Regions from separate parts of the Homo sapiens genome. Here region 2 is linked to region 1. A link is a loop called in an ENCODE intact Hi-C map of the cell type or tissue named here. Cell type or tissue: CD4-positive, alpha-beta T cell. All regions are shown on one strand. Links, peaks and the distances in the headings refer to the core of each region. The heading gives the core; the rest is flanking DNA.

Region 1 (9,791 bases), core at 3,209-5,708:
TAAGTTTTTTAAAAATTAGTCTAAATTGAAGTCCTTCAGTGGAAGCCAGTTTCTTCATTGTTGATAAAGACCATACAGGCAAAATCCCAAGCAGTCTCTATTTTCACGTGGGTATTTTTGGGAACAGCTTGCATGTTCTGATTTTTCTTTTGTATATGGTAAGATCCAAGAAATGCTTGGCTCTGAAAAGGGACTTGGATTGAGAAGGGTTCAATGGGAGCAAGACCGTTCTCAGAGCCGAAGCTTGTCTCTCTTGCCCCACCTTCTGACTTAGAGATTTGGAATCTCCAGTGGACTGTATTCATCTCCAGCCTTCCCCTCCAGGCCTCAACTGTCATTCCAAGTGATACTTCTGATTTGAGCAAATGTGAATCTGATGAACACCTACTCCCAAGAAATTAAAAGGGTTTTAAATTTTTTAAAGGAAAATTTTCCCTCCCAAGTAGAGAAGACAGCTGTTACTAGAGCCATTCTCTGGAACACCAGACTGAGGCCTGAAGGAGGGTTGGTGAAGCAGATGGCTCAGCAGATGACGGTTGCTAGGGTCATGGAAGAGTGAGGTTTCCTGATGGGAGCCCTGGACCTGTCTGCCCTCCCGTCACCTTGTTGGGCACCTTCTCCCCTGCTGCATGCACCTCTGTTCCAACACAGAGGGAAACAAGCCCAGGTGGGGCTCTGTCTCAGGTGCTGACCCAGGCCAGGCACAGGCCACCACACCAGGCAGCCAGTTCCTTCTTCATATATGGGTTTTTCAGTAAGTTTAGTGGTATAGTTGCTCTGGATGAATTACCCTCTGCCTTCCTGCTGAAATTAGTTTATCCAACTTAATTAGATCAACAATTGCAGCCACAGCCCAGGCTCATTCATTACTCTAATTGCCAATGTAAGATGTGCAGACTGATATGAGTTCTATTAAGCACATCAATTTTCATGTGGCCAAACAGGTGTTTCATAAGGGATTTAATGCCCTCTCCCTAGACTTCAGCAACAGATGTTAGGTAATTTTTTTTAATGTTCACTTTCCCTATTTGGCTTCTCGAGGCAAACATTGTGAAATGCACGAGCCTCATTCTGTAAAGTTAAAACCTGGAGCCAGATCATATGCAGGAAAGCACATGCTTAACACCCTAAGGGCTTGCACCTGCAAGGCAAGAGCGATGGCTCTATCCAGACTGTTTGCAGTTCTCATTGGCTGAAAATTCTGGGTGTTGTGGCAGGGTCATACCTTGGGCCATCCATTCTGTCCCCTGACTGGTTCTTAACACCTCCTTCCTGGGAAAGGTGTTTTGCTGAATTTAACATTGACCTGTGCTGCTGGAAAGTTCCATCCAGCTGTGATCCTTAAAGCCCTGTTTGCTCTAGCTTCCTTTGGCCAGGTCTGCCAGGGAGACTGTGTCTGAATGTGCAGCATGAGCTTGTCCGGGAATAGGGGAATGGGGTTCCTCAGGCCACACCCTTTCACCTCTAAACCCAGTCAGCTCACAGCTGGAGCCAGTCTCCCAGGGGGGTCATCTAGATCAAAGCTAAGTGTGGAGAATAAGGGCTGCTTCTCCTTTCTGTGGGTGCAGCTAAGAAAAAGCCCATTCCCCAAAGAGCCCGTGGCTTGTGTCAGCTAGTTGACCTTGAAAAAATTTCTTTTTCACATTCATTTTGCTGCATTCATTTTGTTTGCACTCACAGGTTGCAGATAATCCAGATCTAAGGTGGGTTTGGTTTCCTTGGGTAGGTTGGTTTCCAGTAGAAGATTATTTTAGGAGTTTTTAAAAAGAGTTTATAGAGTCAGATGGTACAAGTTTGTCTCTATAATTAAGACTTTTCCACCATCACAAACTTTAAACACAAAGTCTAAAATCTTGGGCAGCATAGAAAATAGGTTCTAGCTAAGCAGGAGTTTTGTCCTCTACCAAGACCTTTCCTGAAAATCACTTATCAAGACAGTTTCCTGTAAGAAAAAGCCATATCCCAGCTGATTTTCCTTCCTGGGGCCAAAATCTGCTATTATTCGGCCTGAAAGCCTTGATGACTCTGTGTGTGTGTGTGTGTGTGTGTGTGTGTGTGTGTGTGTGTGTGTGTGTGTGTGTGTGTGTATGGATGCTTGTGTGTGTGTATGGGGAATATGTGATTAATGTGTGTTGGCTGCTGTTGTCTCTGATTTGGCTACTGTTGTTTCTGATTTAAATCTAAGTAAATGTTTAATTAAATGTATAGAATGCTGTCTCTAATGTGACCCTCTCTCCTTATTAAATCCTCTTATTAACCCACTCCTATGAGACCATCTTATTTCTTGCAGATGAATGATGCTATGGGATTTGAATTGCCCTGGGTGTATTTTGTCAGTCTCGTCATCTTTGGGTCATTTTTCGTACTAAATCTTGTACTTGGTGTATTGAGCGGGTAAGCTACACCTCTTTCATCTTGAAAGCAGAGTCCTGAGGACAGTTGCCAAGACCACACAAGCTTTGCTGGATGAGGGCCGCCAAGAGGGGTTGCCAGACATTTTATGTGTCCTCTGAGATGCTTTCTTTTCTGCTGAGGCTTCCCAAATCAAGCTGTTTCCTGGAACCTCACCAGGCTTCATGAAGGAGAACTATAGAACGATTATTGACCAGAAATTAATCAGCATTGTTGCTTGAGATTTAAACAATTTCCATAGCATGCCCTTTTTTTGTCTGTTCTAAAGTGAGATACATTTATAATTGCTTTATTTGTCTGGATCCAAATATAATGCAGATTAATTGTTATAAAACGATAGCAAAATGAGCTGGATTGGGTGGGCTTTTGGTAGTCCCCATTTGTAGATTTCAGCCGCTGAGCTTGTCCTTATTTGCAGAAAAAAAAAAAAAAAGGGAAGGACCTAGGCCCAGTCCCTGTCCTAGGAGCACTAACCTTCAGCAAAGCACTGAGAGGTTTGGCAGCTGCAACTGGGGCTCTGCTCTTTAGTAAATGGATAACTGATAACTGATCTCCTTACATTTTACAGGTAAATGATGCGATAGGATGGGAATGGCCATGGGTGTATTTTGTTAGTCTGATCATCCTTGGCTCATTTTTCGTCCTTAACCTGGTTCTTGGTGTCCTTAGTGGGTAAGCAGTCGGATCCGTGTTGCACCTTCTCCTGCTGCCACGTGTGAGGCAACTCTGCGTGTCTCCTAGCTGCTCCCTGACAGCTTCTCTGCATGTGTTTGGACTCTGATGTCCTCTCAGTGTGTTGCTTTTGGATTGAACTGTGATTCTTTCTGCCTGTATCTGTCTGTGAGATTCCGTGTTTCCAATGCTTGCCAAACACTGTTAATTTAATGAAAACGTTCCCCCAAAGCCAGTTGTGTTAGTATGTGAACGTGTAGAGGTGGATTACAAGTGAGTTAAAGGAATTCCAGCCTTGGTCTCCCCCAGGAAAGAGGCTTTTGTCCCTTGTCATTTTGTGTCTATTAGTACATAACTCCTTGTCGTTTTGTGTCTATTAGTACATAACCTGGCCCCTTTAGGTCACCACAGTGCATTATAAATACTTCCAGGGGAGTTTTAGATTTTACTGTGAAGGAGAAATAAGCCTCAAGCACATAAATACTGGACAGTTTCAAAATCTTCCTTAGATTGGGATTCTTTATTAGCTTGGTGTTCTAGTGCTGTCATTGTGAGAACTGTCCCTGTGATTCAGTTTTAACCGAAACTTACAGAATCCTTCTCTTAATGCAGAGTGATGATCGACTTTTGTGCACACATTTCCCATGGCCTTACAGAGACCCCGTCATTCAGTCACGATTTTTGAAGTTTGCTTGTTTATCACTTCCTCTCTATGGATTGACTCTCCATAAAGAGGGTGCAACAGATTCTGGCCTGGAAAGGGAACTCCTTATGTTGCAGGCTCTGCCTTGCCCGTAGCTGGAGATGCCATCCCAGAACCCTTGTGGGCAGCCCTGCATCCACACCGCCTCTCAGACACCCCCAGAAGGTGGGGTGCTACAGAGAAGGGAGCTGGGGGCTGTATGGCTCTCTCACAATCAGCTCCTTCATACAGCCATTGCCGGGTTGTGGGGGGCAGGCAGGATACCAGGAGGCCAAGAGGGGCCCACGTCTCCCAGAGGAGCCTCTGTCACTGCGCTGCGCCCAGGCACCCTCAGGAAGTAGTGTTGATGGATTTGATTCCAGGCAAGTTTATCTCCTCCTCACTCACTTTATCTTGCTCTTTCCGAGGCTGTATCTCGGGGAAGTGATGTCTTCATGTATGCTGAGTTAGTGAAAGGCTTTAATCGCATTTTTGGAAACACTGCCTTTTCCAGAGCAGAAAGCAGAGTGCGTTTATCCATCTCGGCTTCCTTTCTGCATCTTCCCCTAAACCTGCCCTGGATTGAATGTAGTCAGTTCCACACCAGGGACGCATACTGTCACAGGAAGTCCCTATGTAGAGTTGGCCCAGGGGCCAGTGCCCGCCAGAGAGAGGAGTGGGGGCTGAGCCTGGGATGGGGCCACATAACCCTCCCCTGCCTGAGCCGCCTCCTGTAGATGAGTGGCTCCTCAAGCCTCCGGCCCTTCCACCTCAACGTGAGAAGTGTCTCTCTCCTAGTAAACCTCAGTGGCCTTAGGCTAGGGTTGGACATGTGAGGGTGGTGTCTATTCCTGGAGAAATAACATCGCATTTGATTTTGCCACAGGAGCTTTCTATACAAGGTTAACAGCAATCCTGTTGTGAATTCCTTGGCGCCTCATGTCTCCTAAACCCAGCTAAACTGACGGAGGCCATGGAAACCACTAATTTTAACAGTGCCGGTGACATCCCTTATCTTTTAGCTTTCCCAGGCAGGAACCGTTGCCCCAGCAGACATGATGAAGTAGAGGCAGGAGCCAGATCGTGAGGTGCTTAAAAAAAGAAAAGAGAAAAAGATGGGCGGGGGGGCTTCCCACTATCACAAATGGGGATTAAACCTGCAACTCCGTGGGAGGTACCCAAAGCTGGAGGATAAAAAAGGTACACTCCTTCATGGAACAACCAGTTTACTGAAATATATTTTGGGGGGAAATAATTTTTTTAAAAAATATTTTTTCATCAAAACAAAACTTAGATCCCTGATGGAGGAGACTGGAAATGACACATGAAATTATAAAAGAAAACCCGAGACTTCTCTGCGATTTTTAACTGTCAGTGCGGGCTGTGCTCAAACCCCTAGAGGCTGCACATGACCTCCTCTCTACTCCCCCAGAAGGCCTCCGGTAGGGCTGGTTTGGGTAAAGGCAGAACCATGTCTGCAAAGCACAGCCTCGCAGCTTTGTTCCTGATTTGGCCAGTATTTCCTGAGATCCTGTAGAGTGCCCGGCTCTGGTCCAGAGGCGAGGGGTGCCAGGATGTCTCAGACACAGACAGCGGCCTTGTGCTTAGGCGTTCATTATCTCATGGGGTAGCCCATTTTGAAGCAGTGCAGAAGGGCACATATTCAGTAGAGGTGCAGACCCAGAGGCTCTGTGAGCTGCACTAGAGAGATGAGGAGGCATCTCCCCCGGCGACTGACGATGGGCTGGCATGCCTCCACCTCCGCCCCTCCGCCCCCTCGCCCTCCCAACCACCACCTTCCCTCTCTGCCTGCTACTCCCCTCTTACTTTCCCATTGATATTTTTGTTGTTGTTTAAGCAAATTATTATTATTTTTTTAAATTTTAGCCTCAAGAGTCTTCATAATTTTTTAAGGGAACACTAGAGGTACTGCAAAACCAGAAGGATATAAATGTTGAGAGGAAGACAATTTGTGTTGCATAGACCCTGAGGGACTGTCAGACCAACACAAATGTAATCCGCTAAGCACTGAATTAAAACGCCCTCATTTTAGAAAGGCTGGTCGAGACCATGTGATTGCCTTCTCACGAGGAAATGTTAGATGGTGCTGTATGTCTTCAAGTCTGTCAGCCATTTGGAAATACCTGTATCTGTTTTTGCTCCTTGGCTCCGTCATGTGTGTGGCCATGCCATCCTATTGTATTCTTGAACAGACTTTAATCTGCACATTGGATTTGGTGTTTATTTGTAAAGTGTTGTAACACTGATGCTTTGGGAAAATCTTTGGTTTTATAACAGTCTTTTTTCCCTCAAGGTAAGTATGAAGTTTATGAACTGTAAACCCTATGCAGCCATGCATGAATATAGATGAATACTTCCATCTCTGATCACAGTGCTCTGTGGGAGGGGCTGAGAATGTCTATGTCTAATGTTGCAATTTAACCTTAAGTTGTCATTGAGGATATGCTCCCATTATGACCAGGAATTGGAAAGAATGTCTTCTTTAAGTCTGCAATTCAGACATATTACACGTGGTCTTCTAGAAGTTTGGCAATTTTTCACTTTTCAAATTGTTAATTGAACTCCCTTTTGAGGTTTTCATCTTTAGAATCATGCTAGATTCCCAGGGGGACCATGGGGGTCATGGGTGGTAGGCTGGTTGGCTCTGCCTCCTTCTCCATTTCAGGGCCCACCTGCCACCAGCCATCCCTATGGTGGCAGTGTCTGAGCTTGCAAGATGGGGGACGCCCTAGGCTCCCAGGATGTGGCTCCAACCCCCAGGAAGGGGGCTGGAAGACTTGGGTTCCGTCCTGCTGGAGTCCCGCGTTCACTCTGGGACTTCACTGAGTTACCCTGAGCCTCGGTCTCTTTGTCCTTCAGGATATCAGCGACATCCTGTCTTGCCGTCTCCCACACAGGGTGGTTTTCAATCAGCTAATGACTGTAGAAGTGCTTCTAAAAATACATAAAGGGTTTTTCTAATTTAACATATCCTTATCTTAAATCCGTGGATATCCCCCACTCCCCTCACTGGGTTAGGTGGGAAGGGTGCAGGGTACTCTTTGGAAATTCTGGAGTGTAGCATTTTCTGGATTTCCCAGCAGGTGGCCACACTTTACACACACATCAACGTTGTACTCAATGTCACCCAAGAGGTGGCTCTGGAGAATGTGGAAGCACTGTGTCAGCTGCAAAGTATTACGCAGGTCTAAGTCATTGTTATTATATATTTGACAATGTTTTTTTGCACAAATTGAGGGGAACGGCATTTCTATTACATAGTGGTTAAGCACACCAGCTTTAGAATCAGACAACCAAGTCTTGAATGTTTGTTCTACCTTTTCCAGTTGTGAGATTTGGGGCAAGTTACTTACCTCTTTGAGCCTTACTTTCCTCATCTGTGAAATGGAGCTCATCACAGTAGCAGCTTCGTGAAGTTCAGTGAGGACTCAGTGAGCTGAAGAATGTAGAGGGCTTGGCCTATTGAAATTATGACAGTTCAGGAAGGGTGCATCTCTTCCTGGATTTGATGCAAGAAAAGAATCGAATCAATTCAGTCCTTTCAAACTAATTAATAATAGCTGGCCAAGATAGGTCTGTGTTAGTGAAAAGCCCAAGTTATATTTTTAAAATGTTTTATTATATATATAATGACATAAGCTACTGCTGACTAAAGGATATTACTACATAAACCCCCTCCTGGGCTTGCTTTAAAGAATAGATCAAAATCATTTATAATTCGCTTATGAATTCAAACCTTTGGTTTTGGCAACAACTTATGAAAAATATTTGAAATACTTTGTTAAGTAGATCTTGTATGTTGTTAGACAATAAATATTGTTATTAAACCCACTCTTATGACATAAAATTGAATGTAAACCCAGCCCAGGTCTATAAATTCAAAATCATACCAATTAATTTGTATTCTTGGTGTTCTAGTAAGTTCCAGATCCTACCAGATCACAGGTATCATTTTAAATCAATCCAATTTTGTATTACTATAGGCCTATTTATCTTTAGAAGTTTAAGGGAACATGGATGAAGCGAAGCATTATAGAAAACTGAAGGCAATTTTCAAACTAGTTTATGTTTTTGAATCTCGCCTCCTACATCCCATTCTGGCTAATTGGATACCAGGGGCCTAGACAAAGACTCAGGCATGGCTACTTTTAGGAAGCTTTGGTTTCCTAAGGCAAAGATTCATGGGATGGAGAATGTGAAGAGGGAAGGTGGTGCTGGTGCCGGTGTACTGTGGACTGACTATACCAGAATTTTACATAGTGGAATCAGGTTTGGTCCATTTAAATTCATACTAGTAATAGCCAGACAATCTCTGATTTCTTCTACTTGAATGGTGGCTCAAGAGGCAAAACACACCAATAGATAGTAGTTGTATTACTTGTGAATATTTTCTAAGTGGAGACATATCCTCTGGGAATAGGCATTCTTATACATTTTTCATGACTGAGATTAGATTTTTCTCTCATTTGGCCAGGCACAGTGGCTCACGCCTATAATCCCAGCACTTTCGGAGGCCGAGGCAGCTGGACCACCCGAGATCAGGAGTTTGAGACCAGCCTGACTAAGGCAGTGAAACCCTGTCTCTACTAAAAATACAAAAATTAGCCAGGCATGGTGGCGCATGCCTGTAATCCCAGCTACTTGGGAGGCTGAGGCAGGAGAATCACTTGAACCAGGGAGGTGGAGATTGCAGTGAGCCAAGACTGCACCATTGCATTCCAGCCTGGGTGACAAGAGCAAAACTCCATCTCAAAAAAAAAAAAAAAAAAAAAAAAAAAAAAAAAAAAAGACTTTTCTCTCATTCAACACTTTACCAGCATCTACTGACAGAAAATGGACAATTGAATTTCCTCCAATATATATACCTCTGATATGTCTGCTTTGTAAAAGAGTAGTGTAATTGCTTACAACATTGAAAAGGTTGTTATTGGGGTCCTGGGGTAGCCAGGATATCGGCATGATTTGTCACCATATTCAGAATAAAACTGTACTGCAATAGTGAGTTAATTCCATATCTTGGCCAACAGAGAATTTTTGGCCAGTGGCTACTAAGGCACACGGAAGTCCAGTCTAAAAGGGACAGGGGAGGACTCTTTGTAGATAGTTCTTATGATTAAAAAATAACTTCCTATGTGTTGTAGTGATGATTAAGCTGACAGAATGCTAAAGACACCCTTAATGATTACTTGTAGCAAAGTACTTCCCCACATTTAGCTGGATTTGTCTTTGGTTTGAAGAGGCTAATACGTGAAAGATTTGTTCACAGTTGGATGTCCCCTTTTCTGAACCATGAAGTAATATTGTGAATGGAGTTGAATGCTGAGGTTAGGGTGCCGGAAAGATTCAGGGTCCTTCGGTACCCTCACATGGCTTGGCTTTGGTAGAACAAGAAACTAAGCTCTGATTTGGCTTTAAATGAGAGTGCTAAATTTCCTTTTTCTAATAAAGAACCTAGCTAAACATTTATATATACTTTTGAACACTGAACTTTCTTGTTGCAGAGTTAACAGCTGTTGGGGGTAGCTGACAGCTGGATCCTGGTGCTGTTGGTACCATGGTACCTGAAGTGCACAGGCTGGTAGCCACACCTGACATTAACAAGTGAGTGGTAACCTCTCTGCCGCTGGCTTACAGCTACTGTTTCCATAGAAATGGCTGTCGGGATCAGTGGAAACGAGGTAAGTGAAAGTTTTCGCTGATCCTTGTTTCCATCAAGCTGACGTCTGTTTCCCTGGCAACAGCAGTGGACAGCAGCCAGGCGCTAGCAACAGATTCAGTAGAGCTCTCACTTGTCAGCTGTGGCTATCATCTGTTCCTGACCAAGTTCTTTTTTTTTTTTTAATAATGTACAGAAAGACCTCTGAGGACCCAGGAGGCACCTCTGGCCACATGTGCCCTCCTGGATGCTCGTTTTGCAGATGGAGAGCTGTGTGCTGAGTTGACTTCTCTGTCCGCAGTTCCCCCTCCACCTGTGCTCTGGGTTGTTGATGTGCAGGTTAGAAGA
Region 2 (9,791 bases), core at 3,720-6,219, 250 kb after region 1:
TCTTATGTTTAGGTCTTTGATTCATTTTGAGTTCATTTTTGTATATGATATTAGGTAAGAGTCTAACTTCAATTTTTTCCACGTGGATATACAACAATTTTCCCAGCAACATTTGTTGAAAAGACTGCCCCTTCCCACGAAATGGTCTTGGCATCCTTGTTGAAAATCATTTGACTATATTGCAAGGGTTTTTTTGGGGACTGTCTATTCTATTCTATACTGTTGGTCTGTATTTGTTTTTATGACAGTACCACACTGTTTTGATTACTTTAGATTTGGAGTAAGTTTTTTTCTCAATTTTTTTGTTATGGTAAAATACATGTAACATAAAATTTACCATCTTAACCATTTTTAAGTGCACAGTTTGTGTAGTTAAGTTTTGAAATCAGAAAATGTAAGTATTCCACTTTCGTGAATCTATTTTCAAGATTATTTTTGGCTATCTATGATCCCTTTCGATTCCATACAAATTTTAGAATTTTTTTCTATTTCTGCAGAAAAATTGGTATTTTGATAGGGATTGCATTGAATCTGCAGATTCCTCTGGCTAGTATTGGCATCCTAACAATATGAAGTATTTCAATTTATGAACATAGGATGTCTTTCCATATCTTTATGTCTTCTTTAATGTCTTTCAGCAATCTTTTGTAGTTTTCATTGTACAATTCTTTCACCTCCTCAGTTAATTCTTAAGTATTTCATCCTTTTTGATGCTATTATAAATGAAGTTGTTTTCTTAATTTCCTTTTGATATTATTTATTGTTAATGTATAGAAATATTACTGATTTGTGTTGACTTTGTATCCTGCTACTTTGCTGAATTTACTTATTAGTTCTAACGGGGTTTTTTTTGGTGTATAACTGTGAAATCTTTAGGGGTTTCTACATACAAGATCATGTCATCTCCAAACAGATAAAATTTTACTTCTTCCTTTCCAAATTGCATGCTTATTTTTTTCCTAGTTGCATTGGCTAGGATTTCCAGTACTGCAGTATATATTAAATAAAAGTGGCAAAAAGTGAGCATCTTGCCTTGTTCTTGATCTTAGAGGAAAAGATTTCAATCTTTCACCATTTAGTATGATGTTAGCTGTGGGTTTTTCTTTTTTCTTTTTTGAGACAGAGTCTCACTCTGTTGTCCAGGCTGGAGTGCAGTGGCACGATCTTGGCTCACTGCAAGCTCCACCTCCCAGGTTCACACCGTTCTCCTGCCTCAGCCTCCCAAGTAGCTGGGACTACAGGCGCCCGCCACCACGCCCAGCTAATTTTTTTGTGTTTTTAGTAGAGACGGGGTTTCACCATGTTAGCCAGGCTGGTCTCCATCTCCTGACCTTGTGATCCGCCTAACTCAGCCTCCCAAAGTGCTGGGATTACAGGCGTGAGCCACTGCGCCCAGCCAGCTGTGGGTTTTTCATACACAGTTTTTATCATGTTGAAGTAGTGCTACAGACTGAATGTTTGTAGTTCCCCCAAAATTCATATGTTGAAATCCTAATCGCCAATATGATGGTATTTAATTTCCACAAATTTGTCTGTTTTCCAATTTTCCTTCCATTATTGATTTTTAACTTCATCCCATTGTGCTCAGAGAAGACACTTTGTATGGTATCTGTGTTTTAAAATCTATTGAGACTTAATTTGTGGCCAAACATAAGGTATTTTGGGAAAATGTTTTTGCACTTGAGAAGAATGTATATTCTGTTGTTGTTGAATAAAGTGTTCTGTATATGTCTGTTAGACATAGTTGATTGATTATGTTGTTCAAGTCTTCTATTACTTATTTTCTGTCGGTTTTATCCGTCATTGAGAGTGAGGTATTGAAGTCTCCAACTATTATTGTAGAACTGTCTATTTCTCCTTTCAATTCGGTCAGTTTTTAATTTATGTATTTTGATGGTCTGTTATTTGTTTTGCAAAAGTTTATAACTGTTATATCTTCTTTCCATATTGAGCCTTTTATTAATATATAATATCCTTCTTTATCTCTCTTGTAATCTTTTTTTGATTTATAGTCTATTTTGTCTGATATTAGCATATTCACCACATCTACTTTCTTTAGGTTATTATTTGCATGGAATATCCTTTTTCATCAACCTAATTGTGTCTTTGGAACCAATGAGCCTCTTGTAGACAGCATATAGTTAAACCATTTTTTAATCCATTCTGTCAATCTCTGTCTTTCGACTGGAAGATTTAATCTATTTACATTTAAAGTAATTACTGATAAGAAATAACTTACTTCTGTTATTTTGCTATTTGTTTTCCATATGCCATATAATAGGTTTTTTTGTGTCTCATTTCCTGCATTACTGCTCTCTTTTGTGCTTAGTTGATTTTTTTTGTAGCAAAATGTTTAAATTCCTTTTTCATTTCCTTTTGTGTATATGCTTTAGCTATTTTTTTCTTTGTGATTACCATGGAGATTACATTTAATATCCAAAAGTTGAATTTACATCTGGTTAAATTTAATAACATATATAAACTCTGCTCCTTTAGAAGCTCTGTTCCCATCATTTTCAGCTGTTCATGTTACAGGAATCCATCTTTATACTTTATGTGTTGAAAACCTTCAGCTAATAATTTTTAATGCATTCATATCTTAAATTATATAGAAAACAAAATGTACAGTTACAAACTAAAGTTACAACAATACTAGCTTTTAGACTAATAATTTTTTAAAAATGTATTTTAAAAACTCTCATAAATTACCTGGAAAACAAAAAGTAGTGTTACACACCATTGTTACAATAATACTAGCTTTTGTAATTGCCTGTTTATTTGCCTTTACTGATATCTTTTTTTTTTTTTCAATATGGCTTTAAGTTACTGCCTTTTCTTTTCAACCTGCAGAACACCCTTTAACATTTCTTTTCTTTTCTTTTTTTCACTCCTTAGGTCAGTACCTTTAGGATTTCGTGCAGGGAAGTTTTAGTGATAACAAACTCCTTCAGTTTTTATTTGTAGGGAATGTCATAATTTCTCCCTTACTTCTGAAGGACAGTTTTGCCACATGTAGGATTCTTGGTTGACAGGTTTTTGTTGTTGTTTTTTGTTTATTTTTGCTTATAGCCCTTGAATATATCAACCCACTGTCTTCTGGCTTCCAAAGCTTCTGAAAAGAAATCTGATGTTGGCTGGGCATGATGGTTCACACCTGTAATCCCAGCACTTTGGGTAGCTGAGTAGGGCAGATCACTTGAGGTCAGGAGTTTGAGACCAGCCTGGCGAACATGGCAAAACCCTGTCTCTACTAAAAATACAAAAAAAAAAAAAAAAAAAAAAATTAGCCGGGTGTTGTGACACATGCCTGTAATCCCAGCTACTTGGGAGGCTGAAGCAGGAAAATTGCTTAAACCCGGGAAGCAGAAGTTGCAGTGAGCCAAGATCGTGCCACTGCACTCCAGAAAAAGAAAAAAAAATTGATTTTAATCTTATTAGGAATCCCTTGTATGAGACAAGTTGCTTCTCTCTCACTGCTTTCAAGATTCTCTTTTTGTTTTGGCTTTGGACAGTTTGATTATAATATGTCTTGGTATGGGTCTCTTTGCGTTCATCCTATTTGGAGTTTATTGAGCTTGGATATTTACATTCATGTCTTTCATCAAATTTGGAAATTTTTTGGTCTGCACAAATGTTTGTGGCTAAATTAATTAGTTTCTCCTTCTTCTTTCCTTCCCTCCTTTCCTTTATTGATGGCCAATGGCCAAAAACTCCTTTGTTACCAATTTTTTTTTGCAAGTTTTTGTTTTATTTGTAGCTTATGTTTCATGGCTTAAGTGGCACCATGCCTCTTAAGTGGTGATTAAAGGAAGAAATCTATCTGTCATCTGGTCTCATTTAAATAGCCTGTAGAAAATATTTTGGCTATATTTCACCCTCAAGGCTCTACAAAATAAAGATTCAATAGGCCATTGCATTCAGATGATTCATGTTGTGTTGGAGACATAAAGTGTCTTGTAGTCATTTGGAACTTGCTTGATTCCATGGGATGTAATCACTATTGAGCAGATTCATTATTAAGGCTCTGATAGAATAAAATTCAAATTAGCACATTTATTGCACATCTACTGTTATGTGAGGCACTATAGCTAGCTCAAAACTGATTTTGCTGAACCTAATTATGTTTGTAAGTAGGCGCCAAAGAGAAAAGAGTAAAAGAAAAATTTGGAATGTCTTATCTTGAAATGTATTATTTCACTAAAGAAAGTTTCAATAGTTTGTTGTTGTTGTTTCTGAGACAGAGTCTCACTCTGTTGCCCAGGCTGGAGTGCAGTGGCACTCGGCTCACTGCAACCTCTGCCTCCCGGGTTGAAGCAATTCTCCTGCCGCAGCCTCCTGAGTAGCTGGGATTATAGGCATCCACCACCATACCCAACTAATTTTTGTATTTTCAATAGAGACAGAGTTTCACCATGTTGGCCAGGCTGGTCTTGAACTCCTGGGCTCATGTGATCTGCCCATGTTGGCCCCCCAAAGTACTAGGATTATAGTCATGAGCCACCATGCCTGATCAAGTTTCGACAGTTTTAAAATTACTTGTTATGGGTTGAATTCTGTCCACTGTTTCCCTCTTGTCCCCTTCAATTCATATGTTGAAGTGCTAACCCCTAGTACCTCAGAATGTTGCCATATTTAATGAGAGGGTCTTTACAGCTGGGTATGGTGGCTCACACCTGTAATCCCAGCACTTTTGGAGGCCAAGGCCAGCAGATCACTTGAGTCCAGGAGTTCAAGACCAGCCTGGGCAAAATGGTGGAACCCTGTCTCTACCAGAAATACAAAAAATGAGCCAGGCCCAGTGGCTCCTGCAGTGGCTGGCCAGCTACTTGGGAGGCTGAGGCAGGAGGATCCCTTGAGCCCAGGTGGTTGAGGCTGCAGTGAGCTGAGATTGTGCCACTGCACTCCCGCCTGGGTGACAGGAGTGAGTGAAACCCTGTCTCAAAAAATAAGCAAATAAATAAATAAATACATAAAAGAGAGGGTCTTTACAAAATTAATTAGTTAATGTGAAGTCATTAGGGTGGGCCCTAACCCAGTATAATTGGTGTCTTGATGAAAAGGGAAATTTTGGGCACAGAGACATGCATAAATAAAGAGAAGATGATGTGAAGAGACACAGGGAGAAGACAGCCATCTACAGGCCAAACGAAGAGAGGCCTGGAACAGACTGTTCATTCACAGCCCTTAGAAGGAACCAACTCTGCCAATATTTTGACTTTTGACTTCCTCTGTCTAGAACTGAGACAATTAATTTTTGTTATTTAAGCCACCCAATGTGTGCTCTAGCAAACTAATATATTATTGTATAATTTTATTTATTTATTTTTCTTGTTTTTTAAAAATATATTAATTGTGTAATTTTTTAGGTAAACCAACTCTTTTTTTTTGATAGCTTTTTTTTTTTTATTATACTTTAAGTTTTAGGGTACATGTGCACATTGTGCAGGTTAGTTACATATGTATACATGTGCCATGCTGGTGCGCTGCACCCACTAACTGGTCATCTAGCATTAGGTATATCTCCCAATGCTATCCCTCCCCCCTCCCCCCACCCCACAACAGTCCCCAGAGTGTGATATTCCCCTTCCTGTGTCCATGTGATCTCATTGTTCAATTCCCATCTATGAGTGAGAATATGCAGTGTTTGGTTTTTTGTTCTTGTGATAGTTTACTGAGAATGATGATGTCCAATTTCATCCATGTCCCTACAAAGGACATGAACTCATCAATTTTTATGGCTGCATAGTATTCCATGGTGTATATGTGCCACATTTTCTTAATCCAGTCTATCATTGTTGGACATTTGGGTTGGTTCCAAGTCTTTGCTATTGTGAATAATGCCGCAATAAACATACGTGTGCATGTGTCTTTATAGCAGCATGATTTATAGTCCTTTGGGTATATACCCAGTAATGGGATGGCTGGGTCAAATGGTATTTCTAGTTCTAGATCCCTGAGGAATCCCCACACTGACTTCCACGATGGTTGAACTAGTTTACAGTCCCACCAACAGTGTCAAAGTGTTCCTGTTTCTCCACATCCTCACCAGCACCTGTTGTTTCCTGACTTTTTAATGATTGCCATTCTAACTAGTGTGAGGTGGTATCTCATTGTGGTTTTGATTTGCATTTCTCTGATGGCCAGTGATGATGAGCATTTTTTCATGTGTTTTTTGGCTGCATAAATGTCTTCTTTTGAGAAGTGTCTGTTCATGTCCTTCGCCCACTTTTTGATGGGGTTGTTTGTTTTTCTCTTGTAAATTTGTTTGAGTTCATTGTAGATTCTGGATATTAGCCCTTTGTCAGATGAGTAGGTTGCGAAAATTTTCTCCCATTTTGTAGGTTGCCTGTTCACTCTGATGGTAGTTTCTTTTGCTGTGCAGAAGCTCTTTAGTTTAATTAGATCCCATTTGTCAATTTTGTCTTTTGTTGCCATTGCTTTTGGTGTTTTAGACATGAAGACCTTGCCCGTGCCTATGTCCTGAATGGTAATGCCTAGGTTTTCTTCTAGGGTTTTTATGGTTTTAGGTCTAACGTTTAAGTCTTTAATCCATCTTGAATTGATTTTTGTATAAGGTGTAAGGAAGGGATCCAGTTTCAGCTTTCTCCATATGGCTAGCCAGTTTTCCCAGCACCATTTATTAAGTAGGGAATCCTTTCCCCATTGCTTGTTTTTCTCAGGTTTGTCAAAGATCAGATAGTTGTAGATATGCGGCGCTATTTCTGAGGGCTCTGTTCTGTTCCATTGATCTATATCTCTGTTTTGGTACCAGTACCATGCTGTTTTGGTTACTGTAGCCTTCTGGTATAGTTTGAAGTTAGGTAGTGTGATGCCTCCAGCTTTGTTCTTTTGGCTTAGGATTGACTTGGCGATGCGGGCTCTTTTTTGGTTCCATATGAACTTTAAAGTAGTTTTTTCCAATTCTGTGAAGAAAGGCATTGGTAGCTTGATGGGGATGGCATTGAATCTTTAAATTACCTTGGGCAGTATGGCCATTCTCACGATATTGATTCTTCCTACCCATGAGCATGGAATGTTCTTCCATTTGTTTGTATCCTCTTTATTTCCTTGAGCAGTGGTTTGTAGTTCTCCTTGAAGAGGTCCTTCACATCCCTTGTAAGTTGGATTCCTAGGTATTTTATTCTCTTTGAAGCAATTGTGAATGGGAGTTCACTCATGATTTGGCTCTCTGTTTGTCTGTTGTTGGTGTATAAGAAAGCTTGTGATTTTTGTACATTGATTTTGTATCCTGAGACTTTGCTGAAGTTGCTTATCAGCTGAAGGAGATTTTGGGCTGAGACAATGGGGTTTTCTAGATATACAATCATGTCGTCTGCAAACAGGGACAATTTGATTTCCTCTTTTCCTAATTGAATACCCTTTATTTCCTTCTCCTGCCTAATTGCCCTGGCCAGAACTTCCAACACTATGTTGAATAGGAGTGGTGAGAGAGGGCATCCCTGTCTTGTGCCAGTTTTCAAAGGGAATGCTTCCAGTTTTTGCCCATTCAGTATGATATTGGCTGTGGGTTTGTCATAGATAGCTCTTATTATTTTGAAATATGTCCCATCAATACCTAATTTATTGAGAGTTTTTAGCATGAAGGGTTGTTGAATTTTGTCAAAGGCTTTTTCTGCATCTATTGAGATAATCATGTGGTTTTTGTCTTTGGCTCTGTTTATATGCTGGATTACATTTATTGATTTGCGTATATTGAACCAGCCTTGCATCCCAGGGATGAAGCCCACTTGATCATGGTGGATAAGCTTTTTGATGTGCTGCTGGATTCGTTTTGCCAGTATTTGATTGAGGAATTTGCATCAATGTTCATCAAGGATATTGGTCTAAAATTCTCTTTTTTGGTTGTGTCTCTGCCTGGCTTTGGTATCAGAATGATGCTGGCCTCATAAAATGAGTTAGGGAGGATTCCCTCTTTTTCTATTGATTGGAATAGTTTCAGAAGGAATGGTACCAGTTCCTCCTTGTAGCTCTGGTAGAATTTGGCTGTGAATCCATCTGGTCCTGGACTCTTTTTGGTTGGTAAGCTATTGATTATTGCCACAATTTCAGATCCTGTTATTGGTCTATTCAGAGATTCAACTTCTTCCTGGTTTAGTCTTGGGAGGGTGTATGTGTCGAGGAATTTATCCATTTCTTCTAGATTTTCTAGTTTATTTGCGTAGAGGTGTTTGTAGTATTTTCTGATGGTAGTTTATATTTCTGTGGGATCAGTGGTGATATCCCCTTTATCATTTTTTATTGCGTCTATCTGATTCTTCTCTCTTTTCTTCTTTATTAGTCTTGCTAGCGGTCTATCAATTTTGTTGATCCTTTCAAAAAACCAGCTCCTGGATTGATTAATTTTTTGAAGGGTTTTTTGTGTCTCTATTTCCTTCAGTTCTGCTCTGATCTTAGTTATTTCTTGCCTTCTGCTAGCTTTTGAATGTGTTTCCTCTTGCTTTTCTAGTTCTTTTAATTGTGATGTTAGGGTGTCAATTTTGGATCTTTCCTGCTTTCTCTTGTGGGCATTTAGTGCTATAAATTTCCCTCTACACACTGCTTTGAATGCGTCCCAGAGATTCTGGTATGTTGTGTCTTTGTTCTCATTGGTTTCAAAGAACATCTTTATTTCTGCCTTCATTTCGTTCTGTACCCAGTAGTCATTCAGGAGCAGGTTGTTCAGTTTCCATGTAGTTGAGCGGTTCTGAGTGAGATTCTTAATCCTGAGTTCTAGTTTGATTGCACTGTGGTCTGAGAGATAGTTTGTTATAATTTCTGTTCTTTTACATTTGCTGAGGAGAGCTTTACTTCCAAGTATGTGGTCAATTTTGGAATAGGTGTGGTGTGGTGCTGAAAAAAATGTATATTCTGTTGATTTGGGGTGGAGAGTTCTGTAGATGTCTATTAGGTCTGCTTGGTGCAGAGCTGAGTTCAATTCCTGGGTATCCTTGTTGACTTTCTGTCTCGTTGATCTGTCTAATGTTGACAGTGGGGTGTTAAAGTCTCCCATTATTAATGTGTGGGAGTCTAAGTCTCTTTGTAGGTCACTCAGGACTTGCTTTATGAATCTGGGTGCTCCTGTATTGGGTGCATATATATTTAGGATAGTTAGCTCTTCTTGTTGAATTGATCCCTTTACCATTATGTAATGGCCTTCTTTGTCTCTTTTGATCTTTGTTGGTTTAAAGTCTGTTTTATCAGAGACTAGGATTGCAACCCCTGCCTTTTTTTGTTTTCCATTTGCTTGGTAGATCTTCGTCCGTCCTTTTATTTTGAGCCTATGTGTGTCTCTGCACGTGAGATGGGTTTCCTGAATACAGCACATTGATGGGTCTTGACTCTTATCCAATTTGCCAGTCTGTGTCTTTTAATTGGAGCATTTAGTCCATTTACATTTAAAGTTAATATTGTTATGTGTGAATTTGATCCTGTCATTATGATGTTAGCTGGTTATTTTGCTCATTAGTTGATGCAGTTTCTTCCTAGTCTCGATGTTCTTTACATTTTAGCATGATTTTGCAGTGGCTGGTACCCGTTTTTCCTTTCCATGTTTAGCGCTTCCTTCAGGAGCTCTTTTGGGGCAGGCCTGGTGGTGACAAAATCTCTCAGCATTTGCTTGTCTGTAAAGTATTTTATTTCTCCTTCGCTTATGAAGCTTAGTTTGGCTGGATATGAAATTCTGGGTTGAAAATTCTTTTCTTTAAGAATGTTGAATATTGGCCCCCACTCTCTTCTGGCTTGTAGGGTTTCTGCCGAGAGATCCGCTGTTAGTCTGATGGGCTTCCCTTTGA

The links. Hi-C counts contacts between places; a loop is a spot of excess contacts. Peaks named below come from ENCODE experiments on the same cell type or tissue, not always from the same donor. Only the 100,000 strongest peaks of a DNase experiment are listed, where the experiment ranks them.
Region 2: a loop joins it to region 1, with 6 times the contacts of the local background. A loop is called at or near these places in 7 of 110 quality-filtered maps.

The regions. Positions count from the first base shown.
Region 1 is chr3:53,670,733-53,680,523 of GRCh38, forward strand. It overlaps CACNA1D (calcium voltage-gated channel subunit alpha1 D), which reads left to right. Exons shown (of 48, transcript NM_001128840.3): 8 at 2,291-2,394. Among named protein-coding and RNA genes, the nearest start is that of CHDH, 170 kb to the right of the region's middle. In CD4-positive, alpha-beta T cell, for the core only: no CTCF peak of the experiment used is centred there; no DNase peak of the experiment used is centred there; H3K27me3 peaks cover 229 bases.
Region 2 is chr3:53,916,355-53,926,145 of GRCh38, forward strand. No RefSeq gene overlaps it. Among named protein-coding and RNA genes, the nearest start is that of SELENOK, 29 kb to the left of the region's middle. In CD4-positive, alpha-beta T cell, for the core only: no CTCF peak of the experiment used is centred there; a DNase peak (open chromatin) is centred at 5,147; H3K27me3 peaks cover 273 bases.